3 separate regions of the Mus musculus genome follow, and all the other regions are linked to region 1. Evidence: chromatin loops called from intact Hi-C (ENCODE). Cell type or tissue: left cerebral cortex. All regions are shown on one strand. Links, peaks and the distances in the headings refer to the core of each region. The heading gives the core; the rest is flanking DNA.

Evidence for each region. A loop is a pair of places that touch in the nucleus more often than their neighbours do. Peaks named below come from ENCODE experiments on the same cell type or tissue, not always from the same donor. Only the 100,000 strongest peaks of a DNase experiment are listed, where the experiment ranks them.
Region 2: it touches region 1 in a loop (5-fold over the local background); 14 of 42 quality-filtered maps call a loop at or near these places.
Region 3: it touches region 1 in a loop (2.2-fold over the local background); 3 of 42 quality-filtered maps call a loop at or near these places.

What each region holds. Positions count from the first base shown.
Region 1 is chr15:99,093,255-99,103,907 of GRCm38, reverse strand. It overlaps Dnajc22 (DnaJ heat shock protein family (Hsp40) member C22), which reads right to left and starts at 4,424. Exons shown (of 3, transcript NM_176835.2): 1 at 4,308-4,424; 2 at 2,133-3,085. The coding sequence starts at 2,972. In left cerebral cortex, for the core only: CTCF peaks have their summits at 3,715 (motif pointing left) and 4,666 (motif pointing right); DNase peaks (open chromatin) are centred at 4,652 and 5,635; H3K4me3 peaks cover 1,184 bases.
Region 2 is chr15:99,044,468-99,055,120 of GRCm38, reverse strand. Gm41399 (a long non-coding RNA gene) reads right to left here. Exons shown (of 3, transcript XR_875655.2): 3 at 3,286-4,350. It also overlaps a transcript of Prph not described here. Among named protein-coding and RNA genes, the nearest start is that of Prph, 5.4 kb to the left of the region's middle. In left cerebral cortex, for the core only: CTCF peaks have their summits at 5,128 (motif pointing left) and 5,434 (motif pointing left); a DNase peak (open chromatin) is centred at 5,446.
Region 3 is chr15:98,874,610-98,885,262 of GRCm38, reverse strand. It overlaps Rhebl1 (Ras homolog enriched in brain like 1), which reads left to right and starts at 3,849. Exons shown (of 8, transcript NM_026967.4): 1 at 3,849-4,113; 2 at 4,684-4,755; 3 at 5,419-5,486; 4 at 5,776-5,858; 5 at 5,948-6,004; 6 at 6,208-6,255; 7 at 6,729-6,810; 8 at 6,966-7,503. The coding sequence starts at 4,062. The coding sequence ends at 7,058. It also overlaps a transcript of Dhh not described here. In left cerebral cortex, for the core only: CTCF peaks have their summits at 4,127 and 7,730 (motif pointing left); DNase peaks (open chromatin) are centred at 3,828 and 7,718; H3K4me3 peaks cover 1,410 bases; H3K27ac peaks cover 694 bases.

The DNA.
Region 1 (10,653 bases), core at 804-8,803:
ATTGAAAAAAAAGTCCTAAGCTAGGGGTCTGGAGAGATGGCTCGGCAGTTAAGAGCACTGACTGCTCTTCCGGAGGTCCTGAGTTCAATTCCCAGCAACCACATGGTGGCTCACAACCATCTGTAATGTGATCTGATGCCCTCTTCTGGTGTGTCTGAAGAGAGTGACAGTGTACTCACATGCATAAAATAAATAAATAAATCTTTAAAAAAAAAGTCCTGGGGCTGGAGAGATGGCTCAGCAGTTAAGAGCACTGACTGTTCTTCCAGAGGTCCTGAGTTCAATTCCCAGCAACCATATGGTGGCTCACAACCATCTGTAATGAGATCTGATGCCCTCTTCTGGTGTGTCTGAAGACAGCAACACTGTACTCATATTTATAAAATAAATAAACAAATCTTTAAAAAAAAAAAAGTCCTAAGCTAGAAATGACCTAAATATTAACAATAGAGCGAATAAATAAGATTTGGAGGAACGACCATCCAGAAACTGCCCCACCTGGGGATCCATCCCATAAACAACCACCCAACCCAGACACTATTGCAGATGCTAACAAGATTTTGCTGACAAGAACCTGATATTGCTATCTCTTGAGAGCCGGAGAGGCTCTGCCAGTATCTGGCAAATACAGAAGTGAATGCTCACAGCCATCCATTGGACAGAGCACAGGGTCCCCAATGAAGGAGCTAGAGAAAGGACCCGAGGAGTCGAAGGGGTTTGCAGCCCCATAGGAGGAACAACAATATGAACTAACCAGTATCCCCAGAGATCCCTGGGACTAAACCACCAACCAAAGAGTACATATGGTAGGACTCATGGCTCTAGCTGCATATGTAGCAGAGGATGGCCTAGTTGGTTATCAATGGGAGGAGAGGCCCTTGGTCCTGTGAAGGTTCTATGCCCCAGTATAGGGGAATGACAGGGCCAGGAAGCAGGAGTGGGTGAGTTGGGGAGCAGGGGGAGGAGAGAGGGGATAGGGGATTTTCGGAGGGGAAACTAGGAAAGGGGATAACATTTGAAATGTAAATAAAGAAAATATCTAATAAAAAATATTTGGGCAGGATATGATAGAGCAATGAACGCAGATTGTTTCAAATTGCATGTTAAATGTGAATAAGTCTTATAAACAGAATGTTGAATGCAAAAAGTCAGATCTGTACTAGGTGATCCAGTTTATTTGATTGTCAAGAATAAAGAAAACTTGGACAAAGAAAAATAAGGAGGATGACGGGCATGGTGGCACACGCCTTTAATCCCAGTACTCGGAGGCAGAGGCAGGTGGATTTCTGAGTTTGAGGCCAGCCTGGTCTACAAAGTAAGTTCTAGAATAGCCAGGGCTATACAGAGAAACCCTGTCTCAAAAAACTAAATAAATAAATAAAAAAAATAAATAATGAGGGAAAGAAAGAAAGAAACAAAGAAAGAAACTAACTGAAAACTCATCTAGCTGACAGGTGGTACTTCTTGCTAATATTCATTCATGATACAGAGGCAGGAGGAATACAAACTGAGGCCAGCCTGGGTCTCCATATTATCCTGGTTTAGGCCAGCTAAAGGATGCACAGTAAGAACCTGTCTTTAAAAAAAAAGAAGAAGAAGAAGAAGAAGAAAAAAAAAAGGCTAGAGAGATGGCTAAGCGGTTAAGAGCACTGATTGCTTTTCTAGAGGTCCTGAGATCAATTCCCAGCAACCACATGGTGGCTCACAACCATCTGTAATGGGATCTGATGCCCTCTTCTGGTGTGTTCCCAGTTACAGTAGCCTGGAGTGGTGGCACACGCCTTTAATCCCAGCACTCGGGAGGCAGAGGCAGGCAGATTTCTGAGTTCAAGGCCAACCTGGTCTACAAAGTGAGTTCCAGGACAGCCAGGGCTACACAGAGAAACCCTGTCTCAAAAAACAAAAAACAAAACAAAACAACAACAACAAAAGTATTTATTATTCATGTGTCTTCCTCATGTACCTTCATGAAGCCCAAAGAAGCCAGGATCCCCTTTCAAGGCATAGCTGGCCAGACTCAGAACAGAGCTCCCTCATGCAAGCTACAAGCTCCTGCAGGGCTTCCATCGCTCAGAGTCCAGACAGGCTCTCCTCTCTGAGGAGACTTACCCGAAGAGGGAAGAAAGGCTTACCTGGTGAGCCAGCTGAAGTTTCTCATCCTGAAAACTGTCGACAAACTCATAGAGCTTTTCCCACTCCTGGAACCGGCTGCTGTTGAAGCCAGGACCTCCGACCAGTAGCCACCAGATCCGGCAAGGCAGAAGCAAGACAGACTCCACGAGGCGGCCAAGAAGTGGGAAAAAGCTGAACCAACTCAAGAAGGAACCCAGGGTTTCTGCCACGTAGTTAATGGTGGCAGCTGTGTTGTACATCGTACTGTAGGCCAGAGGGCCGGTGAAGGCGAGGTAAGCCAAGCCCACGCGGTAGAGCCGCACACTAAGTGTCTCTGACCCCGCTGAGGCTTTGTATCGTCGATGCTTCTGGGCTGTAATGCTGGCAGCCAAACTGATAGGCAGGATGGCTATGGGGCGGCCATAGAACACAGGGGACGTGAGGAAGGCCGCTCCTAAGGTATTCTTAAAGTCTGAGGTCTGGTTACCAACAGCAGCTACCAGCAAGACCCCTAAGCCAACAGCCAGTGGGAGGCCCACTATATAGAAGTTGTCCATGGAAGAAAGGCTGACTAGAGCCACAAGACCAAAATAGACACCCACTACTATCTGGGAAGCAAAGCGAAGGAGACTGAGAGGTGGTCTCTCCTCTTCCGGCCTCTGTTTCCAACTCTGGACTCTGTTGGCTTGAGCCACAAAGCTCGGGAGCTTCCAGAATTCCCAGAGCCAGCCCAACCCACCACCTCCCAGGGTGAGCATCCAGAGCAGGGCATGGCTGTCCCTTCCCAGGTACAGGTGGTGGAGCCCAACAGGACCCCCCAAAGCCCAAAGGACATAGGTCATCAGCAGCCCTTTGGCCATCCTCTAGGGCAAGAGTCTCAGAGAAAATCCAGTGGCGTTTGACATTGATCAAATTGCAGAAATCTCAAGGTCCTCTGTGAGAATCACTGCAGTCTGGAGGGTCATCCTTAGGCCTGAGAGGTGAAGCAAGGAGAAAGGCTCAGCAGTAATAAAAATCAAGCTAGCCCTACCTCGGGGTCTCTCAGGTACTAGATGTCTCCTATCTTCCGTTAGCACCCCAGTCCTGTTATTTACAATCACAGTGACTCCATATTTAAGGGAGGAAATGCTTCAATTAAAATATTTTCATTTATTTATTATTAATTTATTGATATTTGAGGCACAGTCTTATTGCACGTTCCAAACTGGTCTTATGCGGCCATAGCTGAGGACATCTTGGTCTTCCTGCCCCTACCTCCTCAAGTGCTGAGGTTATAGGCATGTGCCACCATGTCCAAGGAAGAGAATGTTTTTGTTTTTAAGATTTATTCATTATTATGCATACGTACACTGTAGCTGTGCTCAGACACACCAGAAGAGGGCATCAGATCCCATTACAGATGGTTGTGAACCACCAGGTAGAGTCAGTGCTCTTAACCGGCTGAGCCATCTCTCCACCCCCAGGAAGAGAATGTTTTAAGTGACTTTAAGTTGGGACACTGAGAACTAGGTGCCTGAACAACAACAACAACAACTCAAAAGCTTGGGACTAACGGGTGACCCAGGGGTCACTTGGGGTTTAAATTCCCAGCACCCACATGGCAGCTCATAGATGCCCTCTTCTGGTCTCCAAGGATATCAGGAGTGCATGCAGTGCACACACAAAGGTTCAAGCAAAACACCCGTGTACATAAAGTAAAATTGAGAAAGAATAAGAAGGGGGAAAAAAGAAGCTTAAATTTCTATCCTCCCCTTAGACTCTGGAATAGTAATGGCTCACAGGAAAGGGCTGAAGAGAATACTTTTTCACTGTTTCAAACCCCTTTGAAAGCCAGTGTCTTAGCCAAACTCACTCCTTTAACATCGTGTGTGTGTGTGTGTGTGTGTGTGTGTGTGTGTGTGTGTGTGTGTGTGTGTGTGTGTAAGCGGGTGCATTCTGTAACTCGGCCAAAGCCCTTTCCAGCTTTCCCATCTCCCCAGACTATGCCGTTCTCCCACAAGCCAAATTTGAAAGGGACCCTGAACTCCTTCCACTTAAACGTTCTGGAGAACATTTTGACCCAGACCTTAGCACCCCACAGCCCAGCCATCCTATCCCTATCAACCAGATCGAAGGCACTCTACAAAGCGGCCGCAAAAATCCTCAGAATATCAAATCTGCCTGCCAATCGTCTTACCTACTTCAAGCAAACTCACCCTCAGGCAGTCCCAGCAGGGCCGCAGTACCTGGCAGCCCAGGCTTCCAGGCTGCTTCAGAACAGCCATTGCCTTTGAACACAGATTCAAAATGGCCCCTCTGTAACTGCTCTCACCTCCACACAAGTGGACTTTGTCCCTCAGTGCTGGGTGACTGTGTTTGAAGTCAGGCCACCTCCTGCAGGCCCCGCCCCGAAAGCCCTGGTCAGCCCCTTCGTAGCCACCTTCCGGTCCTGTGTTCCTGGGCTCTGATCGCCCTCTCTACGGGAAGCTTTCCCCAGACTCACCCAGTTTTACACTGTAGGGCCTGGAACCGCGCCCCACTCCCGGCAGTGCGCACCTCTTGCAGCACTTCATTAACACCGCCAGATGGCGCTGCCGTTTACGGAAGGGAGGGTCCCCAAAAGTCCCAGATCTCCTTTTTGCAAGGTTGGGACATTCCTGGTCAAAGCTGTCCGAACCGTGCAGCTACCTGGCGGGAGAAAAAGGGCGACTCTATCAATAAAATTAAAAATCTCGACTTCCTCTCCTCTCCGCCACAAATGGGAGGTGATCCCTGTCTCGCTTCTCTCTGTACTCCAAGACGGCCATTATAGGATCACGTCTAATTTCTTAAAGGAGAGACATCCACTCAGAGGTGAAGGAGAGAGCCCCTCAAGACCCGCAATTCTGCCTCACTACCTTGCTTCCAGGCCTTCCAGTTAGGGGACTCCACAGCCAGACCTGGGAGTCTGAGCCTGCATAGCCCAGAATCCATAGAGCCAGAAGCTGTTCAGACCCTTGTAGCCTGAAGCAAAGGGGGGGGGGGGAACCCACACCAGCAAGGGATACAGGGTGGGGGCGAGCCATCAGAAGAGTAAGGGCAAACCCAGGGAGACTCGGGGGAGAGGAGCCTGCCTTCTCGCTTGGACGCTGGAATGGAGCTGGCTTACAAGATGCCTTCAACATCCCGGGCTACAATCCCCGAGCAGCTCCGTGACCTTGGCCAAGTCACACCCTTTCCTGAGCTTCAGTTTCTTTTAAAAGAAGCTTGGATCTACGAAATTCCCCAGGCTTGATTAGAGGTAGGGATGGAGCCGGTGGGCTTCACTTAGGGTCACTTGTCAACAGTGGGCAGAATGTTTTAGCTCCCTCCAACGTCTAGTTCTAGCTGGGGACTAGATATGGCCCCTTTAGGGCTGAGGAGGGGCGACAAAACGACAACCCAGCCACGGCTGGGGACGGGGGGCGGACGGGGGCGCTGAATAATGAATGAGACTTAATTGGGCCCGCTCTGCGCGGCGGCGCGCTAAGCTTGGCAAACAGCGCGGGCAGAAGCAGCCGCCGCCGCTGGACAAACAAACTCGCTCGGGAGCCGGGAGCCCAGTGCGAACCGCCTGGAGGGGGAGGGGACCCCGGGGAGCCAGGTCTCCTGCTCGCAGGAGGGGCCCAGAAGTGTCCAAAAACGCGAAAGGGATGAAGGCTTCGGGCCCAGCCTAGAAAGGACGGACTGGGGAGGGAGCGAAGCAGATTTTTGCCGTAGAGCCCTGGGACCCAAGGGCAATGTAAGCGCGTGAAAAAGATGGAGAAAAGAGTGGAGGACGGAGAAGAGAGTGAGAAATGAGCGAGGAAAAGGCACATCTGGAGGAGGGTGGTGGAGGGTGAGGGGCGAGAGGAGGACCATTACTGTGAGGAGAGGGCAGAGCGATGGAGAAACGAGAAGGGAGGCACAGGGGACCTAGAGAAGAAGAATTGAGGAAGAGTCAAGGAGAGGGATGAGAGGTGACCGGAATGAGAACAGGGGTGACAGGGTGGGCGAGAGGAGCCCCTGCCTGCGCCTCGCCCTGCCTCGCTCCCGCCCTACGCTCTCTCCAGCCGTCCGCACTCACTTTGTCACAATTACGGGGCCGTCACTCGGCCGGGATTGTTTTCCCCAAATTGTTGTTCTATAAACTGGCTCGGGGTGGGAGGTGGGGTGGGGGTGGGGGGAATCTGACAAGCTGAAGCGGGAGGGAGGGGAGCGTGTGAGCAGCTGTCGAGGGCATAGTAACGTATTTACCCGCCACTGGCCCAGGGCTGGCCTTGGCTGATACAGAAACCCGTGAGGAAATTGATGGCCACCCCAACCTTCGCCACCGTCCCCGATTTTTCATCTTCCAGGCCTCTCTCGGTCTCAGCTGCCTCGGTTTCCCCAACCGAACGCGGCAGGTACTGGAGGCCGAGGCGATGACCAGACAGGACCAAAAGTTGCTTAGCCTTTCCCCAGTCTCTCTGGCCGGCGCCCTCCAGCGCCTGCTCACGTCGCAGGTTTGCACTCTCATTCCTAAGTGTGCCCAGGTCCCCTCACCCCGGCGCCGCTCGCTACCCTAGACCACCTTGTCGCTCCTCTATTCTGCAAACATCTGTTGCGCCCACTGAGCGAGAACTGCGCTGGCTTCCAGCTGCCCCCCTCCGCCCCCAACACCTCCCCCGCCCGCCTCCTCCCCGCCAGCCCAGCTTGTCGGCTCCGTGACAGCCGCCGCCGAAGCCCGGGCCCCGCGGGAGCGGCCGGAGAGGAGACGCTGCATGGCTGGCTCCGACACCGGCCTCCCTCGCGGCTCCAGGGGCAACGGAGGATGGCGGCCGCTGAAGCGAGACCGGAGTCGGCCGCTGGAGTTGGCAGGACTAGACGGGGGAGGGGGGAGGCCTTGGGTGGGCTCCTCTCGGCTTCTTTTAAATCCTGTCTTTCTTAGTCGGTCGCCCTCGGTCCAGCCTGAGCAGAGACCCTTCCAGCTGCCGCTGAGCGCGCGTGGGATTCAGTAGGTTTCCTGGTTCCTCCCCCCGCAACGCCCCCCAGTCCGGGTGATTTACACCCCGGCTCCGCTCAGCGGCCGCTTCCCAATCAGGAATATCGACCCCGGGCGGGGCCCTCGGGCCGCATCGATCCCTCTAAGGCTCGGGATTTAAAAATGTCAAATTTGCCTTTTCCAAGCCGGTGGAGGGGGCGGGGGCCAGGAGGAGGGCCGTTTGCAGGGGAGGGTGGACAGCAGGGCATCGACCAGGCGCCTGTGCCCGGAATGAAAAGCGACGGCGGGCGTGCCCTGGCATGGCCTGGTCATTCTTGTGTTCTCATTTGTGGCAACAAGGAAGCTCTACCTCTGCTGCCTGGATTCCACAGCACATCACTATTACACTGGGTCATTCCCAGAGGCAGGAACCCAAAGAGGAGCAAAGACCACCCCAAATTTGACGAGACAAAATTGAAAGAGGTTAAAACATAGGGGAAAGAGACAAAACTAGAGTGGCCCCAAGAACAATGTAGACCTGGGAATAGCAAGGCAAACAGAAGCTGCCTTAGAGGTGCCCTATAAAGCAATGTTCCAGAGACCCAGAATCCCCTGCTCTCTATATAAAGTGCAGGAGGTCCAGCCCTGGTCAGGCCAGTCTCAACTTCTTAGTGGTTTGAGAATGAATGGAAGAGTGGAGACAGAGCTAGGCGAAAAAGAGATGACTATAATGTAATTTATAAGTAGTATTGTCTTCCCAAGCTGTGGACTAGTAATTAGCTAGGCCCAAGCAAGAGTCCAAAGATTTGGGTCTTCAGCAACTACTACTTCTCTGGGCCCTAAGAGATGGATTCGCTTAGAAATCAAAAGATCTGGGTGTTGGGGTCTGCAGCCCAGGTCATGCTTTAATGCCAGCACTGGGAAAGCAGAGGCGGGTGGATCTCTGAGTTTGAGGCCAACCTAGTCTGCAGAGTGAATTCCAGGACAGCCAAGGATATACAGAGAAACCCGGTCTCCAGCAACAACAACTACAACAACAACAGAGAAAGAAGAAGAAAGGAAGATAGAGAAAAGAATCTGGTCTTTCTGGCTTGAGCATCACACAGGTGTTTGCTCAGTCTCACTCCTTTCTCGGAGATCACCACCAGCCAGGGGAGACCAGCTGGATTGGAGATCCCGCACTGGTACTGGAGATTGCATATGCTGTCCATGTAGGTCATGAAGAACTCTTGCAATAGTCACATCTGCAAGACTAAGCAATTAGATACCTAAACTTGGGCGAGGGGAGGAGTGTCCACTGCTTCCAGTGTTTGGGTTAGGGCTGGGAGGGATCAGTTGTCACAGCACTCTCACAGTTAACACCCCACACATCCGCAGGAGCATACCTCAGCTGTCACCCTGCACGCTGCTGCCATTTCCCCAGAACTGCAGAGCTGACAGCAAGTTGGGGGGGGGGGGCATATATCGGGATGGGTGTGGTGGCTCATCCTCCAAGGATAAAATCAGTGGGACACATCACCGACACTGACACGCATAGTCACTGATGCCTTTGCAACCATCCACTCTGTCCATGGTCGCCACGCACACGCCATTGTCTGGGCGAGCAATCACGCACAATTCTTCTGAGGTCAGGCACCAAAGCGCCTAGTTTTAAAACCTAGCTACATCCTGTCTCGGTATCTGACCTTAAATCACCTAATCCAAGGACAGAGTTTGTCTCCACCTCTGACTCCCTCATTCTTTAATTAAGGAGCCGGCCAACAACCAGGAGTCCAAGTTCAAGGTAGTCAAGGCCGGGGGTCGAAGTGAAAAGCCAGGAATAGAGGGAGCGATGGGACTGTTAAACGCTCCCTTGCTCCCGCTTCTGTCACTGGCCTCCTTCCCAGCACGTCCACTCGCCGCCCACCCGGCCCCCGTCCGCCTGTCAGTAGAGTAATGAATGCGCGCTCGGGGCCCTGGGCCCCCCCTGAGTCGTTCATCACTGCCAGCACCGCCCACTTCTGCCTCCCGCCGGGAGGGCTCCACAGCAGCAAGGGCCCTGCTCCCCCTACCCTACCCCAACCCCGGACCACTAATTGTCAGATTGAGATGTTGATTTGTCAGCTGGGAACCAGAGCCAAAGAATCCACAGTAAAACCTGGACTCCTTGAACTTCCTCTTGGCTCCACTTGGGCTCGCCCGGATTTGGAGCATTTCTTGATTTGATGTGGATGGTTTGGATTTTACTCAGGAGAGGGGGGGATAAGAAGCGCAGTGTCGCTGGAGAGATGGCTCAGCGGTTAAGAGCACTGATTGTTCTTCCAGAGGTCCTGAGTTCAAATCCCAGCAACCACATGGTGGCTCACAACCACCCATAATGAGACCTGAAGACAGCTACAATGTACTTACATATAATAAATAAATAAATAAAATCTTTTGGGCTGGAGAGATGGCTCAGCGGTTAAGAGCACTGACAGCTCTTCCAAAGGTCTGGAGTTCAAATCTCAGCAACCACATGGTGGCTCACAACCATCCTTAATGACATCTGACAGCCTCTCCTGGTGTGTCTGAAGACAGCTACAGTGTACTTACATATAAATAATAAATAAATCTTTAAAAAAAAAAAAAAAAAAAAAAAAGAAGCGCAGTGTCACTCTAGTCCGATAGGAGGCGCCATTGGCTAGAGGCCTGGCATTTTCTTGAAACGGGGTGGCCTTGGGTTTCCGTAGGCGGGGAACGGAGACCCCCTAAGGTTTAGTCCTCCAGACTCCCACCAGGTGAGACCCAGGAATTTGATCTGCCTCCCTCGGGCAACTACTAAGTCTCTACTCCTCCTCCCACTACCCCGCCCCAGGAAGGCCTCAGGGCGCGGGTATCAAGTTCTCCTTAGAGATTGCCCAAATTCCTTCCTCTTCCTCCGAAAGCCTCGGAGGGTTGCTCTCCGCTCTCCCGCAGGAGCCGCACCTGCAGGAGTCTGCTTCGCCCAGACCTGGGGCGCCTAGGTTGCAGTCCCAGCCCCGCCCTCTCCCAGGTCCGGGAGCTCCCCGGCGGCGGGCTGAGTGACGGGCAGCGGGTGATTATGCGGGAGGGGGAGCGGGGTGCGCCGCGGGCGGCAGCGCTGACCCTTCACATTTCCGATCCGCCGGGACCCTCATCCATCCGAAGCTGCTCTTTGTCTGGCCGCCTAATTGCTGGCGGACAGGATGGATGGCGGGACCGACAGCCGCGGAATCCCTAATAAAGGCCGCGGCCGCGGGGGAGGGAGCTCAGGAAGGAGGGGGAGCGAGTGGGAAGGGATGGAAGGAGATGGCAGGAAGCATTGGGCTGCCGCCGCGGGCTCTGAGGCGAGGCTTGCTGAGCTCACTGAAGCCAGGCTTGGCCCAGGGTGTAGGGCAAGAAGTGTGAGGTCGACTATTGTCTAAGGGCGGCATGGGGTTGGCTAAGTCTGCTGCTTGTCAAAGAACTAAGAGTCCCGGACAGAAAGAGGATCTTAGGGCCTACCTCACTTAGCTGAGCCCTGGAGACTTGGAGCTTGGCGCTTCCTCCCGGGCTCTCAGCTCTCAACAACCCACACCCCTCCTTCTGCCCCTCATCCGCCTCCTTTCACCTGTCGGTCTCCTGGC
Region 2 (10,653 bases), core at 1,692-9,691, 50 kb after region 1:
GGGGTGGGGGGCCACGACAGCTCCTCCCACTGGCCTGACTTCAGCCTTGGGCTGTGTGGGGAGGGGGATGCCCCACCCTGCAGAGAGAGGACACCACCCCTTCCCTCTCCTGGTTGCTGGCACCCTGCCTGCTTGATTCCCCCTTGTTGCTGGCTGAGATCCGGGATGTGATGGAGGTGGGCTAAGGTCTACCTTAGAGCATGCATCCAACGCTGGAGCCTAGAATGGGAGGACATGGCTTGACCTGGGGTGCCCTCTCAGAAGAGGGGGTAAAAATTAGGGAATATGAGGACCTGAGGAAAAGGGCAAGTTTTGAGCAATGAGAAGTGGGGTAGGTGGAGGGAGAGCTAACCTGGCCTAAGCCAGGGAATTCGTGCCTCCTCCTGTCTCCTGAAACTGGGGTTCTCCTTTCACCTGTTGTCAACTGCCCCCCATCATTGGCCACAACCGAGGGCTGAGGCAGAGGGAGCTGGGGAAGAGCTTATCTCTGCCTACTCCCCAGGGCACGGTAAAGGGCTGGTGATTGGCGCCAGCTCTGCAGCTAATGGACTGACCAGCTCTCCCACCCCCACCCCCGCCCTTGGACCAGCAGAAGTTGCATGGTGATGTTTCCATCTTAAAGACACAGCCCCCAAACTCGGACGTAACACCCACCCCAACAAGAGTGGGCACCTCACAGGGTGCTGAGGATGTCGGGGTTCCAAGGGTCTGTGCCATGAAAGGGCCTGTGAGGTGCCCACTCTTGTTGGGGCTGAGTGGGCCTGTGGTACACTTTCAGCCTTTACTGGATTGGTGCCCCCTCCACACCATCTGCTGGGCAGTCACGGGCCTTACGGGAACCAGAGGAATTCCTGAAGTAGGAAGGGGAGGGGGGTGGGGGATAGCAGCTGCCAGGGCTGAAAGACATATAGACTAGTAGGCACCAGTCTCCAGTGCAGAGGAGATGCAGGTACCCAGACATGGTGCAGATAAAGGGAGATGAGATGGGAGAGATACCCAGCCACTACAGCCTGTTAGAGAGAGAAGTCCTCCGACAGGTCCACAGATAACTTGCCCAATACTCACTGAGCCAGCTTTGTAGAGGCTACAAATATGCATGTGTGCACAGACATGACAGGAATACACAGCTACACCCCTTAACAGCGCCCCCACACCCCAGTTAGCAGAAAGGCTGGTGTCTGACCTTTGTGTGACACACTACTTCCAGAATGCAGCACAGGCAGTCCCAGGAGTGGACAGAGGCCGTCTGGATTCTCTGCAGGAGAAAGGATGCTGAAGCCCTTTGGGTTTGCTGAGAGCCATGTGTCTGCTACCACTGGGGACCCTGGGACTCTCAAACAGGATGAGTCTACCTCAGTTGGGTCCTGAGAAAGAGACGGGTGTAAGAGAAGAAGGCTTGGGGTTCTAGGCTGGATGCCTGACTGGGATAAGGAGGATGGCTCCCTGCAGACTGCAGAGCAGAGAACTCCCCCACCTTCCGTGTGTCCTCCGAGATGGGTCAGAGCCAACGCCCAGTGCTGGCTTGCATCCCTAGGCTTCCGTTCCTCTCCAGGCCCCGCCTTCCTTCCAGGCTATTAGTCTCTCCCAGCTCGGCTGCCAGGTCCTGCTCTTTGATGGATCTAGTTTGGTTGCTAGGGGGATGAGAAAAGGGGGGTTGGGGAAGGGAGAACAAGGCGAATAAACCAGAGCCTGCCACACCCCAGTTGTTGCAGTGGAGAGAGGTACCTTTCGTCAGACCTGGGCTGGGGTGGGGGGCTGGTGGGTCAGAGGTGAGTATGTAGAAGAAGCCTTGGCGCCTTGGCGCTTTCAGGGCTCTGAACAATTGCTGCCTTTGGTCTGGAGCTGCACCCAGGCCAGTTCTTAGAGCAAATGATGATCCCAGAGGGCTGGAGCCCAGTCCCCAAGAGCCTGAGCCTCTTCGCACAGGGAGCTGGTGGCAGAGCTGAGCCTCTGAAGACAGCTGAAGTAGAGGCTGGGCAGAACAGGGGAGGTTCTGGCACTAGGGCGTTGCAGATGAAGTTTCTGTCCTCCTCTGCCCCTTTTGCTTAAGCCCCTAGCTCACTCCCAGGAGGTCTTAGAAGAGAGGGGACCAGAAAACTTCATAGGAGGGCTCTGCTCCTGTGGCCTGAGGAAGGCCAGCCTGTGGGGGGACACAGCAAGGCAAAGCAGAGAAGGTTTCACTCCTAGTGGTGAGGAGCCAGGCTGGGGAGCTCTTGGAGGAGAAAGACAGAGGAGAAAAAGCCACAGGTAAGATTGCCATAACTGCCACCCTTTCCCAAAGGACCCGTGCCCTAGAGAACGACCCTCATTGTTGGCCTCTGTTTCCTGTCAGCAAAGCATCAGAGGGCTAAATATCGGAGGGCTCTTAACCTTCCAGAGGCTGTAATCCTTTAACACAGTCCCTCCTGCCGTGGTGACCCCCCCCAACCTTAAACTCATCTCAATGCTACTTCAGAAATGTAATTTTACTACTGTTGTGAACGGCCATGTAAGTATCTGATATGCGCTTCCTGTGGGGATTGTGGCGCACAGGCTGAGAAATCACTGTGTTAAATGAATACATATATGTACATGCTTAACACATACATGGTAAAGGCTGAAAAAGTAACAGGTTTTATTGATGGGTTTTGTTTTGTTTGGTGGTGGTGGTGTCTCTCAAGCTGTCGGCCTCTGGGGCAGGGAGAATCTAGGATTTTTTTTTTTTTTTTTTTTTTTTTGGATTGTTCTCACTGGTGGCTTAGAGTAGTGCTGGATGCCAAGTGGAAGGAGCCAAGTACCAGTCAGCTAGTGGCTGGAGGGGAAGGTAAGCCTGTCCTTCCTTAGTGTGCTGGGACTTGGGGGGTGGGGGGGGGCACATGGCTGTTCAACCTAATGAGCAGCATACTTTGGGCTTTTTTGAAAGGTGTCTTAGTCAGGGTTTCTATTTCTGCACAAAACATCATGACCAAGAAGCAAGTTGGGGAGGAAAGGGTTTATTCAGCTTACGCTTTCCACACTGCTGTTCATCACCAAAGGAAGTCAGGACTGGAACTCAAGCAGGTCAGAAAGCAGGAGCTGATGCAGAGGCCTCCGTGGAGGAATGTTACTGGCTTGCTTCCCCTAGCTTGCTTAACTTGCGTTCTTATAGAACCCAGGACCACCAGCCCAGGGTTGGCACCACCACAATGGGTCCTCCCCACTTGATCACTAATTGTGAAAATGTCTTACAGCTGGATATCATGGAGGCATTTCCTCAAGGGAGGCTCCTTTCTCTGTGATAACTCCAGCCTGTGTCAAGTTGACACACAAAACCAGCCAGAACAAAGGGTCTGCCCTATTTTCTTTAACCGTAAACGGGAATGCTAACAACAGCGCCCATATCGTATCATATCATTAGGAGAATCCGATGAGTTATAAAATGCTAGGCACTTAGTGCTTAGCCACTGCTGTTTTCTCTGCTTCTGCTCCTGTGGTTGCCCTGCAGATTTACAGAGAAACAGCTGTGTGCATGCAAGGAACTGTGGGCCACCAGCAACGGAACCAGTCAGTTATGTGCTGGGGACTCGAAACTGCATTCGGAGAGGTTAGTGGCAGGCTACCGGTCTGCAGCTGGACTCTGGCGAGGCCGAGGAAGGGGCAGCACACAGAGGAGAGAGTGTAATACATTGACTGGGATTTGGCTCAGTCTTTTATGGATGGCAAGATTCCCAAGATATTTCTGAGGATGTGGGTAGCTGAGGCTAAGGTGGCGTAAAGGGAATGAATGGTTCTGGAAGCAAGGTCAGGTCACCAGCCTGAATACTTAACAGCTACAAGACCCAAAGTGAATTATGTCTTCTTTATTTTTAATTTCTTTTTTTAAAGATTTATTTATTTATTCCATGTATGTGGGTACACTGTCACTGTCTTCAGACACACCAGAAGAGGGCATCAGATTCCATTATAGGTGGTTGGAGTCACCATGTGGTTGCTGGGAATTGAACTCAGGACCTCTGGAAGAGCAGTCAGTGCTCTTAACCGCTGAGCCATCTTTCCAGCCCTACTGTCTTGTTGAGATTCAGTTTTTTCCTCCAGAGAACAGAGCTGGCAACAGTCTCCTTTTGGGACTCACAGTAGGTGCTCAACAAACGTTACTCACAGTGGGTGGTCAACAATGTCACTCACCTCTGCCACAGGACAGAGGATCAGAAACAGGAGAGCATACCGTATGGCACTTGTCTAAGTCTTTGTAACCGAGTATTAGTTGGAGACCCTTTTGGTCCAGGTTCAAGATTGGGCACACCATCATGCCATATCCCCAAGATAGGCCAGTGTCCTTAATATTTCTCTGCTAGTCAGGCCCTTGGCTCACATCTAAGGTCCCAGCTTTGGCTGCAGAGGAAGGAGAGATCTTAGAATTTCAAAGTCAACTTAGAAATGTGGTTACCCTCCCCCATGCTTCCTCTCTCCAAGACCTGAAGTGCCTGCTTCCTTTTACACTGGATTACTGTGCCAACTGTCATAAAAGTCCCTTGACTCCCATGGTCTCCCCCTTCCCCATCACTTAGGTAGGACCTGAAGCTCAGAGGGACACAGACTCTGCAGTTGCAGAGGGAACCTTCTCTGTGCTGGTGGGCACAGGAGGGCCTCACAAGGTCCTGATAGTGTTCAAGGCTCTGGTATCTGGGACCAAGGAGACCTCACGGGGAAAGGAGAGTCAGACTTCAGGGTTCCCACCTACAGAGTTGCTCCAAGAACAGAATTCTTCCCTCAGTGTCTGTCTCTGAGCTCCATCTCCCCCGTTGGGGGGGGGTATCCTGACTCACCTTCACCTCACTGGGTCTCAGAGCGCTTTATTAGAACTAATATTTGGTATTTTTCAAGCACTGTGGTAAGCACTTGACACATTCAGTCATTTCCCAGTATCAGGATATTCTACCCAGATTGCTGCTGCTCTTGCTCTCAGTTTACAAAATAAGATAGGAGGGGGGCAGGGTGCTGCTGAGGAGATGGCTTGGCAGTGAAGAGAACTGGCCTCTTCTGGAGGTCGCGGGTTCTATCCACAGCTCCCACACCGGTGGCTCACAACCCTTTGTAACGCAAGTTCCAGAGGATCCAACGCCCTCTTCTGGCTTATGTGGGTACTGCATGCGTGTGGTCCGCAGATATACATGCAGGCAAAAAACCCTAACACATGTAAAGATAAATTTAAAAATTCTTCAAAGAAAAAAGTTAAATAAAATGAAGATAAACAGATGAAGCAACTTGCTCAAAGTCACACGGTGGCTTAGGTATGACTCCTCCTCCTCAGGCCCTCTCTTGTGGAGAGCAGATATCAGCTTTTGCTCTTGGATTTGGGTTGTCTACCTTCAGACCTAGGCCAATAAAATGCCTATAAGGTAGCCGAACTCCGTTTCCCCCTCTTTCCTTTCCTCTCCCACCTATTTTTTGGTTGTTCTGAAAGGTAAAGGTGTTGCTGCCACCTACTGGTCAGAAGCTAGAATGGCACGTCTACAGTCTGTTAATGTGCTAGTTTGAGTGGCTGACTCTAAGCCTTCAGGATCCTGGAATTTAGGATGCTTCAAAATATTCAACGTGTTCCTTTTGGCCGTTGAGGAGAATTATGCAAGGAGGTATAAAAGAGAGTCTTGGCAGTGCTGGTTTGTTGGGGGGATGGTTTTTGTGTACTGTGTATTCAGATGCTGATAACTGGGCCCAGAGATCTGGTTACAGTCAGATGGTGGCATTGTCAAACATCCCCTGCCTCAGTGTAAAAACTGCTTTCCATCATCTCTGATTGGCTAATAAAAAGCCGATCAGCCAGTAGCTGGGCAGGAAAGAATGAGGCAGGACTTCTGACTCCAGAAGAGAGGTCTCTGGTGGGGCCAAGAGATTTCCCAGGAGCGAGTGGAGGAGCACGAATTGCCAGGGCAAGACTAAGATGGCAGGGAAGTAGGCCAGGCCAGCATAGTTGGGTTAGAATAGCTCAGTATCTGCCCAGATATAGAGCAAGATACTCATCAATAAAAATACTAGGTCTTGCCGGGCGTGGTGGCTCATGCCTTCAATCCCAGCACTCAGGAGGCAGAGGCAGGTGGATTTCTGAGTTTGAGGCCAGCCTGGTCTACAGAGTGAGTTCCAGAACAGCCAGGGCTACACAGAGAAACCCTGTCTTGGAAAAACAAAAAACAACAAAACAAAACAAAACCCAAAAACAAAAAACAGAAAACAAAACAAAACAAAACAAAAAAAACCTCATAAGTGAATGCCAAGTCAAAGAATCGTGGACTCATTAAAGTACAGCAGACTGAAGAAAAAAATAAAGAAATAAAGTACCTTTGAAACCTGAAAAAGGAGGAGGAGGAGGAGGAGGAGGGGAGGAGGAGGAGGAGGAGGGGAGGAGGAGGAGGAGGAGGAGGAGGGGAGGAGGAGGAGGAGGAGGAGGAGGAGCCCTTTACACTGGTCTTAGTCCTGACTCCACTCATCCCCAGGCTCTGGCAGCTTCTCACTGTCCCAGAACCCAAGACAGGGCATTTGTAGTGAGGCTTGATGTTAATCCCAGCAGCTGGGCAATGAGTTCAAGGCAAGCCTGCACTACATTGCACCTTTTGGAATTCTGGGCCAGCCAAGGATACACAGTTACATAGTGAAACCTTTTCTTCTTTTCTTTTTGTGTTTAATGCAATTTTATTTTGTACTTATTCACTTTACATCCTGATCACTACCTCCCTCCTGGTTACTCCTTCCCACAATCCTTCCTCCCTCCCCCCCCCCTTTCTCCGCTGAGCTGAGTGCCACCCCACCCCCCACCAACCCCCACCCCCAACTTCAAGTCTCTACAAAGCTAGGTACTTCCTCTCCCACTGAGGCCAGGCAAGGGTAAAACCTTTGAGAGAGAGAGAGAGAGAGAAAGAGAGAGAGAGAGAGAGAGAGCCATGCTATATAGTTCAAGAAAATTACATGCATACACTGCCATGCCCACCTTCTATTTAAGACATTTAGCATCAATATAAATTTATATCGTGTATAAGTGTGTGTGGGTAGTCCATGTTCAAACTCACCAACCTGTTCCAATAATGTTCTATTTTCTATGTTCTTCCTAGCTATTCCTTCCTGATTCAGGATTCAGTGATCCCAAATTGAACCAGACATGTTGGTGTTTGGCTATAATCTCAGTTTCAAGAGCCTAATACAGGAGGACCATGAGTTCCAGGCTTATGGGCAGGCGGAGGGAAGAGCCTGAAGGCCAAGGTTAGGATGATCCCGACACGGTGAGGACTTGAAGAAATACAGCTAAGATCTAAAACAACTTGAGGTTAGATGAATGGGAAAGATTCAGAGGCCTTAGGGCCTTAGTAAATCATAGTGTGTGTGTGTGTGTGTGTGTGTGTGTGTGTGTGTGTGTGTGTGTTGCTGAGGATAGAATTTAAGGCAAACTTTAAGCTATGGTTTCAGCCCAAGACCTTCTCTTTTCTTGTGTGATACCATCTCAAGTAGCCCAGGCTGGCCTCAACCTTACTATATAGCTGAGGCTGGCCTTGATCCTCCTTCCTCCACCTCTGAAGTGCCAGGATTATAGGCACACACCCCACACCTGGCCTCTGATATTCCCTCCCTCCCTCCCTCCCTCCCTCCCTCCCTCCCTCCCTCCCTCATGTGCCATCTCTTTTTCTCTCAGTCTGTGTGTGCTATGTGATGCTGGGGGTGGAACCTTGTGACTACTCAGCACTTCACACTGCTGTTATCCTCACCCCTGCTTTTAAAGCCGATCACAGTTACGTGGTCCAAGGAGGGGGCACTTTCCCCACACTGTTAACTCTCAAGATTTCAGTAGGATTGTCTGGAGAAGGACAGGTTGTATGAGGTCCACCCAGCAGTCTCCTGCCCGTCCTTCCCAAGGCTCCTCTTAGGCTCAGAACTCCAGGTTAAAGTGGGAGGGAACTTGGAGCCCATCCAGCCCTGTCTCCTGATGAGGATGCTGAAATGGAAGCCACGCACAGGTGAGTCAGGACAGCGGCTTGTGCCTGTCAGGACAGTTTTCAGAGGCTCTTCTGCCTTTGCAGCACACACACACACACACACACACACACACACACACACAATTTAAAATCTTTAAGTGAGGGAGGAGGAAGTGGAGGGTTTTTGGGAAAGTGGCCACAGGAGTTTTATCCCGAGGGGAGATCTTGCCCCTGGACCATTCCTCTCTCTTGGTTTGCTTCCAGCTGTCATGAGGCGAGGAGCTAGGTAAGCATTCTCCCGATTCACGCCCTTCCACAATACGATCTTCCTTGTCACAAGCCTGAAAGCATTGGAACCAGCAGGCCAAAACTTGATTTTCTCAGATAGGTCTCAGCAGCGGACAGCTGGCTCAGTGGGTTAGAATGTTCACTCACGGGCTGGTGAGATGGCTCAGTGGGTAAGAGCACCCGACTGCTCTTCCGAAGGTCCGGAGTTCAAATCCCAGCAACCACATGGTGGCTCACAACCATCCGTAAGGAGATCTGACTCCCTCTTCTGGAGTGTCTGAAGACAGCTACAGTGTACTTACATATAATCAATAAATAAATCTTTAAAAAAAAAAAAAGAATGTTCACTCGCTGGGTGAATTCACTCTGTCCTACACTTATCTAGGACATAGATAGCCACACTCTGTCTCTTTAAGAAAAAAAAAGGGGGGGTGGGCTGGAGAAATGGCTCAGCCAGTAAGACACTGACTGCTCTTCCGAAGGTCCTGAGTTCAAATCCTAGCAACCACATGGTGGTTCACGACCATCCCTAATGAGATCTGATGCCCTCTTCTTGTGTGTCTGAAGACAGCTACAGTGTACTTATGTGTAATAATAAATAAATCTTTGGGCTGGAGCAAGCATAGTTGATTAGAGCGAGCAGAAGTCCTAAAAAGTCAATTCCCAACAACCACATGAAGGCTCACAACCATCTGTACAGCTACAGTGTACTCACAGACATTAAATAAATAAATCTTTAAAAAAAAAAAAAAAAAACAACCAAAAAACAGCTGGGTTTGGTGGCACATGCCTTTAATCCCAGCACTGGGGAGGCAGAGGCAGGCGGATTTCTGAGTTCGAGGCCAGCCTGGTCTACAAAGTGAGTTCCTGGACAGCCAGGGCTACACAAAAAAAAAAAAAAAAAAAAAAAAAAAAAAAAAAAAGAAAGAAAGAAAGAAAAAAAAAAAGAAAAGAAAAGTCAAAGTGCTATCTAGCATCTTTCCCCCTTCTGTCTTTTGAGACACATTGTAGCTCAGACCCGCCTCAAATTTAGTTTTCCTGCTTTAGCCTCCCCAGTGCCCGGATTATGAGAATGAGCCACCACCCCCTGCTAGGGCCTTACTGTTGTTATTATGTAACTAAAAGTTTCTCTAAGCCGGTGTGGCAGTTCATATTGTAAACCCATCACTTGACCGGAAAAAGCCACAGATTCAGGAGTTCCGGGTCAGCCTAGGAAAACACACACACACACACACACACACACACAGGGGGGGGAGAGAGAGAGAGAGAGAGAGAGAGAGAGAGAGAGAGAGAGAGAGAGAGAGAACGTACATTGGCCAGATGGCTTTGTCTGAGTTCAACCTCTGAGTCCCATTTGGTGGACGGAGACCCAACTTCCACAAGTTGACCTCTGAACTTCACACCACCCCACACATCAGCAAAAATAAATAAATAAATAAATAAATAAATAAATGGGAAAAAAAAGTCAGAAAAGTTTTTTTTATGAATGCTTGTGTAGGGTTTGATGTTGAATGTCTTTGGCTGGAAAGAGAAGGGTGACCTCAAATGGCTGAATCTCCCTCGGCAAGAAATGAGAGGCAGAGTTAACAGAACCGGGTAAGTCAGCGGCTCTAAATATCACCAGGAACCAATTACCTTTTTATTTTTCTGCTGTCTCATGTTTAAGGTGTTAGCTTCTGTTCTCATGTCTGTTCCTTGTCTCATAGCTGCGACAGCAGCAAGCAGCTTGCAGAAGTATTGTACACTCACAAGCTGTCCAAAGGTTACAAGAGAACCCTTTTCCAGAGCAAGAACCTTTTCCTTTGGCCCCTCCCCCACACCAGCAGACATTACCTCATCTCCTATTTCCATAATGACATCACTTGCTGGTTCCTCATCCAATCCCTGGCAAGGGGACTAAAATTACCTTGATTCGTTTAAACAAGGATTTACCCTGGTGGGGGAAGGCCTGGCTCTGGCGTACTGAATGCTTGGGACTGAAATAGAACCAGCTGTGTTAGCCAGGTTAGCAATGGGCTAAAACCAGACCAGCTGACTCAGGCCTGCAATCCAGCACTCAGAGGCTGAGGCAGGAGGGCACTGCTGTGGATTCAAGGGCAACCTAGGCCAGTGTGATATTCTATTTAAACGTAAAACCAAACTACAGGCATGCACATGCTCTCACACACATTTCTATCGTGGATTCTACTGCACAGTGCATAACCGTTTTTGTTGTTGTTTGGTTGGTTGGTTTTCAAGACAAGGTTTCGCTACATAGCCCTGGCTATCCTGGAACTCACTTTGTAGACCAGGCTGGGTTCAGAGATCTGCCTGCCTCTGTCTCTGAAGTGCAGAAATCAAAGGTGTGTGCCACCACCGTCAACTTCCTGCTGTTTAATTTTGTCAATTTGATGGGTTTGAGAAAAGCTCCAGGGATTGGTGGTTACACCTCTGGGTGTGCCTTTGATGG
Region 3 (10,653 bases), core at 927-8,926, 220 kb after region 1:
TCGTCGTCGTCGTCGTCGTCGTCGTCGTCGTCGTCTTCTTCTTCTTCTTCTTCTTCTTCTTCTTCTTCTTCTTCTTCTTCTTCTTCTTCTTCTTCTTCTTCTTCTTCTTCTTCTTCTTTTGGTTTTATGGGACAGAGTTTCTCTGTATAGCCCTGGCTGTCCTGGAACTCACTTTGTAGACCAGGCTGGCCTCAAACTCAGAAATCCCCCTGCCTCTGCCTCCCGAGTGCTGGGATTAAAGGCGTGCACCACCACGCCCGGCTGAACCCCTGTCTTCAAACGCTAAAAAAATAAAAAAATAAAAAAAATCACTTGATGCCAGGTGTGGTGGCTTAAAACTCTTAACAACTGGGAGCCTGAAACAAGAGGATTTTCAGTTTGTGATCAGCATAGGCTATATGGTAAAATTATTTAAAAAACAACAACAACAAAACCAAAAAAACATATGGACTGCCAATAAACCATAATGTTGCCAAAATTAAATTTGAGGCCAACTTGGCTAGAAGAGAAACGCTGTCTCGAAGAAGAAAAAATACCCCTGATACTGAATGGAGCCTTGCTTGGGCAGTAGCTAAGACTGGAGTGAGAAAAGGGAGAAAGGATGCAGCTGTTTTCTCATTAAGACACCAGCAGCGGGCCTGGTGAGATGGCTCAGTGGGTAAGAGCACCCGACTGCTCTTCCGAAGGTCAGGAGTTCAAATCCCAGCAACCACATGGTGGCTCACAACCATCCGTAACGAGATCTGACTCCTTCTTCTGGAGTGTCTGAAGACAGCTACAGTGTACTTACATATAATAAATAAATAAATCTTTAAAAAAAAAAAAAAAAGACACCAGCAGCAACGGAGATGGACTGAGTACCAGGAGAGCTTCTCTAGCTACAACAGTGTGGGTTGGCACTATAGCTCAGTTGGTAGAGCCTCAAGCCCAGGAGTCAATCAATCATTAGCAGCACAGATCCTCCCAGCTCTCTGGAGTCAGAGGCAGGAGGATTCCAAGTTTAACAGGGTTACTTCCCAGTGTCCACATGACAGCTCACAACTGTGACTCTGGTTCCAAGGGATCACATGTAGGCAACACACCCATATACATTTTTTAAAAAAAATTAAAGAAAAGTTCAGGCTCATCCTGGACAATTTGAGGCTGGCTATTCATTATTTTGGGGGAAGCAAGGCCTTGTTATGTAGCTCAGGCAAGTTGGGAACTCTTATAAGCTGTGGCTGTAGTCCCTGGATTGAACACTTTCCTTTAGAGAAACCAATTACTTGCCATTTCCAGGGCCCAAAGCCCAAGAGGCCCTTGCTTTCTTATCCCATTCTGCCTCAAAGTTCAGGCTCCATCACTCATTAATGAAAGACACAGGAAGGGAGTGGGGGGTGGGCAGAGACAGAGATAGAGACAGAGACAGAGAGTCTGACTCAGCCAATAGTCAGCACACAGGCCCAGATACTCAAGGTCCTTTTGGACTTTCTACCTCAGTTGAGACTTCAACCCCAGGAACAAATACAGGACAGGAAACAAGAGAGCTGCTAATTCAAACCCCAGATTCCCAGAAAGAATACACTGTTTTTCTGGGTCAGCAGTTGGAAGGAGAGGCAGGTGCATCTCTGGGTGTTCCAGGCTAGTTAGGGTCTATGGCAAAGAATGCTCTTGGCCAGCCAGGGCTACATAGTATCTCCAACAAAGAAACAAAGAAACAAAGGCAAGGAAGCCAATCTTGTGGCACTCACCTTTACCCTAGCACAGGGAAGCAGAGGCAGGGAGATCTCTGTGAGTTCGAAGCCAACCTATTCCAGGAAAAGTCAGAGCTATATAGAGAGATCCTGTCTCAAAAAACTTAAACCCAATTAAAAAAACAATGAAATACAAAAACAATAAAAATCTCCCCAAACTCCATATTTTTTTAAGCCACTAAGTAATAGTGATGTTATTGTTATTATTATTATTATTACTATTTTCTCAAGACAGGGTTTTTCTGTGTAGCCTTGGCTGTCCTGGAACTCTCTCTGAAGACCAGGCTGGCCTTGAATGCAGAGAACTGCCTGCCTCTGACTCATGAGTCTTGAAATTAAAGGTGTGTGCCACCTCTGCCAACGCTGTTTATGATGATAATGATGTTTATTAAGTACCAAGAAGGAGGTGAATTCTTAGCCGTGGAAAACAAAGAAGTCCTGGGAAGCATAGCGTTAAGTCACAATTTTGTATTGTCGTGGCTAAATAACTGAAAAGGAGAGAGAGGTTCCTTTTTGGCTCAGAACTTCATATGGTTAGTCTATGACCACTTAGCTCTAAGTTCATGCGCAGTCTCACGGATAGTGGGTGCGTGTGATGGAAGAGTTTGTTCACGGCAGACAGCAAACCAAAGCAGGCATGAAGAGTCCAGAATGAAGCAGAGCCAGGCATGGTGGCGCAAGCCTTTAATTCCAGCACTCGGGAGGCAGAAGCAGAGTTCGAGGCCAGCCTGGTCTACAGAGTGAGTTCCAGGACAGCCAGGGCTACACAGAGAAACCCTGTCTTGGAAAAAACAAAAAACAAAAACCAAACAAACCAGAGTGAAGCAGAGCCTTAGGAACACCGGCCACCAGCGGCCAACTTCCTAGGTTCTACCTCAACGGGATGAACCCGCTGGTTAATTTGAAGCTGTCCATGACATACATACTTGTCTCCCTAAGGTTTTGTGCATATGTGTGTGTGTGCATGTGTGTGTGTGTGTTCTGGGGACTGCAAACAAGGCTGGCCTCATGCAGCTCCAAACTCTGAATAAATTTAAATGCCAGGAAAACAGATGCCATGTTTATCTCTTTTAGCAAGCCTGCAACAGTGTCTTGTCCAGAGCATGCGGAACATGGGCAACAGCCTTTTTTCTTTTTTTAGAACAAGGTCTTTTGGGCTCAAACTCACTACATAGCTGAGGCCGTAATGAGTTTGAACTCCTCCTGACCTTCTTGTCTTCACCTCTTAAATCCTTCGATTATAGACGTATGCTTTTCTTTTCCTTTTTCCCTTTTTCTGGACAAGGTCTTGGGTGGCTTGATCTTGTATAGCCCAGGCCAGTCTCAAACTCAGCATCCTCCTGCCTCAGTCAGTATTTGTTGAATAAATGAGTGTCCTGGGTATGATAAGGAAACCTAAGACTGCATACACACTGAAATAATTTCCCAAACAACAAGAACTCCAGTTCTGTGAAATCAGAGGCCTAGAACCCACCCCCACTCCTGAGAACAGGTTTCTCTGTGTAGCCCTGGCTGTCCTGAAAATCACTCTGTCAATAAGGCTGGCCTCAAACTCTGAGACATGCCCTTCTCTGCCTCTCGAGTGCTGGGATTAAATCCGTGCTTCAAGGGCCTAGAATCTTTTCAACAAAACCTCCAGCCCAAAGCCACGTGTAGTGGTGCACCCCTTTGATCCAGTACTGGGGAGGAGGAGGCAAGTGGATCCCAGTGAGTTTGAAGCCAGCAAGATCTATAGAGAGAGCTGTAGGCCAGTCAGGTTACACCAGTAAGACCCTGTCTCAAAAGCAAACACTCCAGCCGAACCACAACAGATATTTTCCTTTTCGTTTTGTATTTTCACAACAGGTGTTTTCCATCTGAGAGTCCCAGCTTCTTTGGCTAGGCAGCAAGTACCTCTAGGACCCCGGGTTCCTTTCTCTTTCTTTATGAATGAACAGGCTCAGGTCTACGCATGTGCAGCTCCCAAAGATCCCGCTCCACGTGAGGCCCGCCCTTCCCTCCTGTGGGTGACTCCGCCCTCCTCTATTCTAATAGACCAATGGGGAGCAGCATGTGGGGCGGAGCCGGGAGCCGCCCGGCTAGGTATCCCGCTCGTCTTGTCCCCTCCCCTGCCCCCCCCCCCTCGCCCAGCTCCCTTGCGTACAGCCGCTGTGTTGTGATCACGTGGGCTGCCCCGGGCGCGCGGCTTGTTTTGGTTTTCCTTGGCTTGCCGGGCGTAGCTTCAGCGAGCTACTCTTCTTCCCAGAGTCCACCTCGGCCTGCACCTCGGCTGATCTTCGGGTTCCCTCGGCCCGCACTCCTACGAGCCCCGCGGGGCGGCGTCCTGTCATGCCGCTGGTGCGCTACAGGAAGGTGGCCATCCTAGGGTACCGCTCCGTAGGTAAGTCCCCGCCCTCCCGAGAGCACGGTTGCTTTGTGGCCAGAAGAGGCGCGCTGTCGCGGAGATGTGACACGAGGACCCAATGTGGCCTGGGAAGAAGTCGGTTTTGCTGCCAGGAGATGGAAGGGTGGAGGGATGCTGGAAGAGGAGCGCGCAAGGGTTAAAGTGTACCGGGCTGTGGTTGCACCAGTCGTCCCCGCGTTGCTCTCTCTGGGAGCGGGGGTGGGATCAGTATTTGAAGGTGTGGTGGAGATCTCTGCCGGCTAGACACTTGCAAGTGTCCTTGGCCTGGTGCACTAGATCCCGGGGAATCTTTTTCAAAGGGTGAGATGGGGTGGGGCAGGAAAGGGCTTCCTGAAGCGTCACTGAATGCATCGAATCACCAAAACGTCGCGGAAATCTACTTGTTAGGATGATGGTAATAAAAGACAAAGGGTAAGCATTGCTTGGGAGCTCCCACAATCTGGGATGCTGATGTGAGGTGCCCTTTGGTCCTGGCCACAGTCCGAAAGGACAAAAGGTGTAAATATGGATGGATGACTATATTACAACAATCTTTGGTCCTTAAAGGGAAGACATCTTTGGCACATCAATTTGTGGAAGGCGAGTTCCTGGAAGGCTACGATCCTACAGTGGAGAATAGTAAGTAGTTGCATCCCCCCCCCAACACCCCCCACCACTTTGTTTTTTGTTTTGAGACAAGGTTTCTTTGTGTATCCTTGGCTGCTAGAACTAGCTTTGTAGACCAGATTGGCTTCGAATTCAGAGATCCTCCTGCCTCTGCCTCTGGAATACTAGGATTAAAGGCGTGCGCCACTACCACCTGGCATGAGTAATTTTCTTTAGTGTGAAGGGGATGGAACCTAGATAGACTGGGTGCCCTCTCAAACTCCATAATTTGAGATTTCTTTGTTGCAAAGAGGATGGTTTGTTTATAGGGTCCACTAATCAGCTCTGGGAGTCCCATTCTAGTGTCTAGAGCGTGGCGTTTGTGCCGTTCTAGACCAGGATAGTATAGATCAAGAGGTTCTCAGTCTCTGAGTTGAGACCCCATTTGCAACCCTGTACCTCCAAAAATATGTACATTGCGGTTCACGACGATAGCGAAATCATAGCTATGAAGTAGCAACAAAAATAATTTTATGGTTGAGGATCAAGCATTAGGAAGGTTGAGAACCACAGGTGTGGCTGAAGACAGTAAGTCAGTGTGTCACTCCTGGGGTCAGGACTGTATCGGAACACACATCACTGGGACCACAAAGCACCTCACAGTCAAGAAGCTTTCTTCTTTGTTTGTTTTTCCAGCTTACAGCAAGACAGTGACTCTTGGCAAAGATGAGTTTCACCTACATCTGGTGGACACAGCAGGGCAGGTACCAGTTGCGGTAGGGTGTCCAAATGTTATAGTTCAGCCCTAAATTATAAAGTCTGGTAGTGTGTGTGTGTGTGGGGGGGGGGGGGTTCATGTGGGATGTAGTATGAAAAGAAAGGCATTGAGCTGTTAGCAGTGTGCAGGGCTCAGTGGAGCTACTTCATAAAAATTTGTTTGATGGAAGAGACCGGAGCGAGGAATGTCCCGGGAGGGTCACTCGTGTGCTATGCCACTGGCTTACGCCGTTTGAAGGCATGGGTGTACATACTCACGTTTTTGTTTGCTGCTAGGATGAGTACAGCATTCTGCCCTACTCGCTCATCATCGGGGTCCATGGTTACGTTCTTGTATACTCGGTTAACTCTCTGCGCAGGTACGCACGGAGGTTTTTGAGTGGGGGCTTGTCAAGACTGGGCAGTTATCCTAGAACTAAAACCCTAGCTCTGTTTCTTATGTTTGAAGCTTTCAGATCGTTAAGAACCTGTACCAAAAGCTACACGAAGGCCACGGTAAAACCCGGTAAGTGGCTTTAGGACATAGAGACCTGAGGGTGTGGAAGGAAGCGAAAGGGTGAGTGAACTCTTCAAGGAGGCTAGACCTAGATCACAGTTGGCTTGTTTGGGAATCATCTGGCCTTGATGGAGTTGGAGTAGCTGGGGTCCATGGAGGATGGGGAAGGGGATCTTACAAGCATAACTGTAGCAACTGCTTTGTCATCCCAGGCTGTCGGTGCTGCTTGTGGGGAACAAGGCAGATCTCTCTCCTGAGAGGTGGGTAAGACTCCGCTGCTCAGGCAATGGAAAGTGACTTGTATCAGGGATCAATCGAGCTGTAGTCCTTCCCAGCTCTGATGCTTGACTGAAGCAATTTTACATCTTGATTGGTTTTTCGAGACGGGATCTTCACCACATAGCCCAGGCTGTCCTTTAACTCCAGGTCCTCTAGCTTTCCAAATAGTGCTCGCTGAGAATGTAGTGGTGGGTCACCGTGCCTAGCTGGTCCCCGAGCTTTTCATCCTAACTTTGAAGGTCACTTAAGGATAATCCTATCATAATTTATATTTCAGTTTTGCATTTACATATCATGCTTTTGTTTACGTATATTTTCTCTTTCTTCACCTCCTCAAACCTTGGGGGAGGGGTTGTGAATCATCAGAAGGAATCTAAACCCTAGAGATTTTTCAGAGAACTTGCCGACGTTGCTATCTGCTTTCCATCTTGGTGTGTTCCAAATCTGCTTCCAGAGAGGTGCAGGCAGTTGAAGGGAAGAAGCTAGCAGAGTCCTGGGGTGCGATGTTTATGGAGTCGTCTGCTCGGGATAATCAGGTGCTGAACTTAAAGATTGGACCCAGGGGCAAGGCTAACCGTGTTTTCCTACATGCTGATTGGTGGTGGGGATAGTTAGGAAGCGCTGTTTGCCTTGGGGCTGGATAGTATCGGCTCTGACCCAACTGATTGACTGCTGATCTTATTCCTTATAGCTAACTCAAGATGTCTTCATCAAAGTCATCCAGGAGATTGCCCGGGTGGAGAATTCTTATGGACGACAAGACCGCCGATGCTATCTTATGTGAACTCTTGGCATGGAATAACTGCCCTGTTTCTGCCGCAGACATTGTCTAACCCGCAGCAGTGGGGCAGACCCTCAGGATATAACTGCTATGGTTGCCAACTATGTCCCCTGTCCTCTGGGCACACAGTATGGCACTCTTATTTTTGCACACTCATCCCAGGTTCTGGTAGCCTGGATGTTAATGTTTACAAAGGGGCAAGATGTCTCAGGGACCCTGGCTTCTAACTCCTTGGTTTTCTAAACCAATTTTTACAGTCTGTACAGTAGGGATATGAGTCTTGTGCATTGATTACCCAGGACCCACCCTCCTGGGTAGGTTTTGGGTGTTGGTTGGGTAAGGGTGTTTGGTTCCTTGGCAGTTCTGAAGTAGAACTGTCTGCTGGGGTAACAATGTATATTTCCAAATAAACTGAGAAATCTTTTGTTGACGTTTGTGTCTGGAGAGAGCTGAGGACTGGTGGCTTCAGTATTTAGTATTCACTCTTGTCTTTCTCCTCACTAAGGACCCCACCCTAAGACTTAACCACTCGCCTTTTTTCATCTATTTTGATGTTTCTTTTTTGTTTGTTATATTTTTTTTTTTTAACTTCACCAAGATCTGTTGGGCTGCCCCACCCATCTAAGTTTGTGGGTCCTGAAGATCCCCTTAACTACAGATATACTGCCCTCTAGTGGCTAAATGCCATATGCCATCCGACTAGCTGTTGTCCTGAGACCATGACATTTGCTGTGTCCCCTCATTTCTAATGATGTCAAGGAGAGTAGAGGTGGAGACTAAAAGTGTGTGATAACCCATGAGAATTGAGAAAAGAATGTGCTTGGCGTACATGTGATCTGGCAACCCAGATGTGCCTAAGCCCCCTCCTTCCCCCACCCCCCATCCCTCTGTGGGGTTTCTCTGTGTAGTCCTGCCTGTCCTGGAACTCTATGTATGCACTGCTTACTAAGAGCCTTGTCCCTTTGATATAGCAGGCATTTTTCCTCCTGCTATATCAAAACATCTAGTCATGTTTGGAATTGTGGTATATATTTTAGGTGTTAAAGATTTGTTTTTGTCCTTTCAGTGTCGGTCACAGTAGGATGGCTGTTTGCTAGTAAGGTGTAGGTCTTTTTTTTTTTTTTTTTTTCTGAGACAGGGTTTCTCTGTGTAGCCCTGGCTGTCCTAGAGCTCTTTGTAGACCAGGCTGGCCTCGAACTCAGAAATCCGCCTGCCTCTGCCTCCCGAGTGCTGGGATTAAAGGCGTTCGCCACCACTGTCCGGCTCTTCTTTACTTTTTAAATTATGTGTTTGCATGTGAATACAGGTACCTGAGGAGACCAGAGGCATCAGGTTCCTTGGAGCTGTAGTTACTGGTGGTTATAAGCCACTGAACATGGGCACTAGACACTGTACATGGGTCCTAGGCACAAGCAGTGTGTACTCTTAATTGCTGAGCTGTCTCTCCAACCCTCACTGTCTGCCTTGACTATTCACAATTCATTCTCAAAGAGAGTTGTAAGGGTGACCTAAGAGCCACCATAGCATAGTAGAGGACAAAGACCTCTGCTGACTGCGAGAAGCTGAAGTACTCAATCAGCCTGACTTCCCATTTGAAGTATTGTTGAGTAAGCTTCAGAAGCTGGGTGTTGTGGCATACACGCGTGTGCGTGCGTGCAAACACACACACACGTATACACACACCCCTGTAATCCTAGGGTTTGAAGGCTGAGGCAGGAGGCCATCCTGGACTGTATATATAGAGGTTACATACTAGCCAAATATTCTACCACTGAGCTCTAGCTTCAGTCCTTTTGTAAAAGTGTGGTGTGTATCTGCCATAACATGCAAATGGAAGTTAGAAGGCAACTTGCAAGAGTTGATTCCTACATTGTGGGCCCTGGGGCTCAGACTTAGATCTTCAGGTCTGGCAGCAAGTGACTTTTATTCATTGAGCCATCTTGTCATCTTGTCAGCCCTTTAGAGAGTTTTTTTTTTTTTTTTTTAAGATTTATTTATTATATGTAAGTACATTGTAGCTGTCTTCAGACACTCCAGAAGAGGGAGTCAGATCTTGTTACAGATGGTTGTGAGCCACCATGTGGTTGCTGGGATTTGAACTCCTGACCTTCGGAAGAGCAGTCGGGTGCTCTAACCCACTGAGCCATCTCACCAGCCCCTAGAGAGTTCTTTTTGATTGTTTGTTTTGAGGCAAAGTTTCTCTGTGTAGCTCTGGCTGCCCTGGAACTGATTCTATAGACCAGGCTGATCTCCAACTCAGAGATTTGCCTGTCTATGCCTCCCAAGTATTGCAACTAAAGGCATGTGACACTACCACCAGCTGCCGGACACCACTTTTTTTTTTTTTAATAAGATTTGTTTGTTTATTTTATGTATATGAATAAATTGTAGCTGTCTTCACACACTCCAGAAGAGGACATTGGGTCCCATTACAGATGGTTGTGAGCCACTGTGAGATTGCTGGGAATTGAACTCAGAACCTTTGGAAGAGAAATCAGTGCTCTAGACTGCTGAGCCATCTTTCTAGCCCCAGACTTACTAATTTTTTATCTTTGAGTGTTTTGCATACATGCTTGTCTGCAACAGGGGTGTGCTTGGTGCCTATAGAGTCCTTTATCCATTTGGTCATCTCTGTGCCTTGTATACCTTTGGAATTGTGTTAAAGAAAAAGTCAGGGGGCTAGAGATATGGTTCAGCGGTTAAGAGCACTGCCTGCTCTTCCAGAGGTCCTGGCAACCACATGGTGGCTCACAACCATCTGTAATGGGGATCCCATGTCCTCTTCTGGTGTGTCTGAAGACAGAGATAGTGTACTCACATACATGAAATAAATCTTAAAAAAAAAAGAAAAAGAAAAAGAAAAAGCCAAAAGAGGGCATCAGGTCCCTTGGAATTAGAGTTACAGACTATTGTGAACCACATGGGTGCTGGGAATGAAACCCAGGTCCTCCAGAGGAAAAAGTACTCATTAACCCCTGAGCCATCTCTCCAGTCATAAATACTTGTTTTGTTGGTGCATGTTGGTGCATGCCTTTAATCTCAGCACTTGAGAGGCAGAGGCAGGGAGATCTCTGAGTTTGAGGCCAGTCTGGTCTACAGAGTGAGTTCCAGGACAGCCAGGGATACACAGAGAAAAACCTGTCTTGAATACACAAAACAAAGACTTTTTTTTTTTTTTTTCTGTGAATGTTTTTTTTAGTGTTTTGCCCATTGTATATCTAAAGGCCACATGTGAGCAGTGTCCTCTGAGGTCAGAGGAGGACATCAGGTCTCTTGGAAATGGAGTTAGGGATGGTTGGTGTGAGCCACTCAGTAGGTTCTGGGAACCAAACTTAGGTCTGCTGGGAGATCAACCAGGGAGTGCTCTTAGCCACTGAACAGTCAATCACCCCAGCCTCTGAATTACAGATTCCAGGTTGTGAATCACAGAATGTGAAAACAAGCATGGTTCTTTTCTTCTTCTCTTCTTCTTCTTCTTCTTTTTTTGGTTTTTTGGAGATAGGTTTCTCTGTATAGCCCTGGCTGTCCTGGAACTCACTCTGTAGACCAGGCTGGCATCGAACTCAGAAATCTGTCTGCCTCTGCCTTCCGAGTGCTG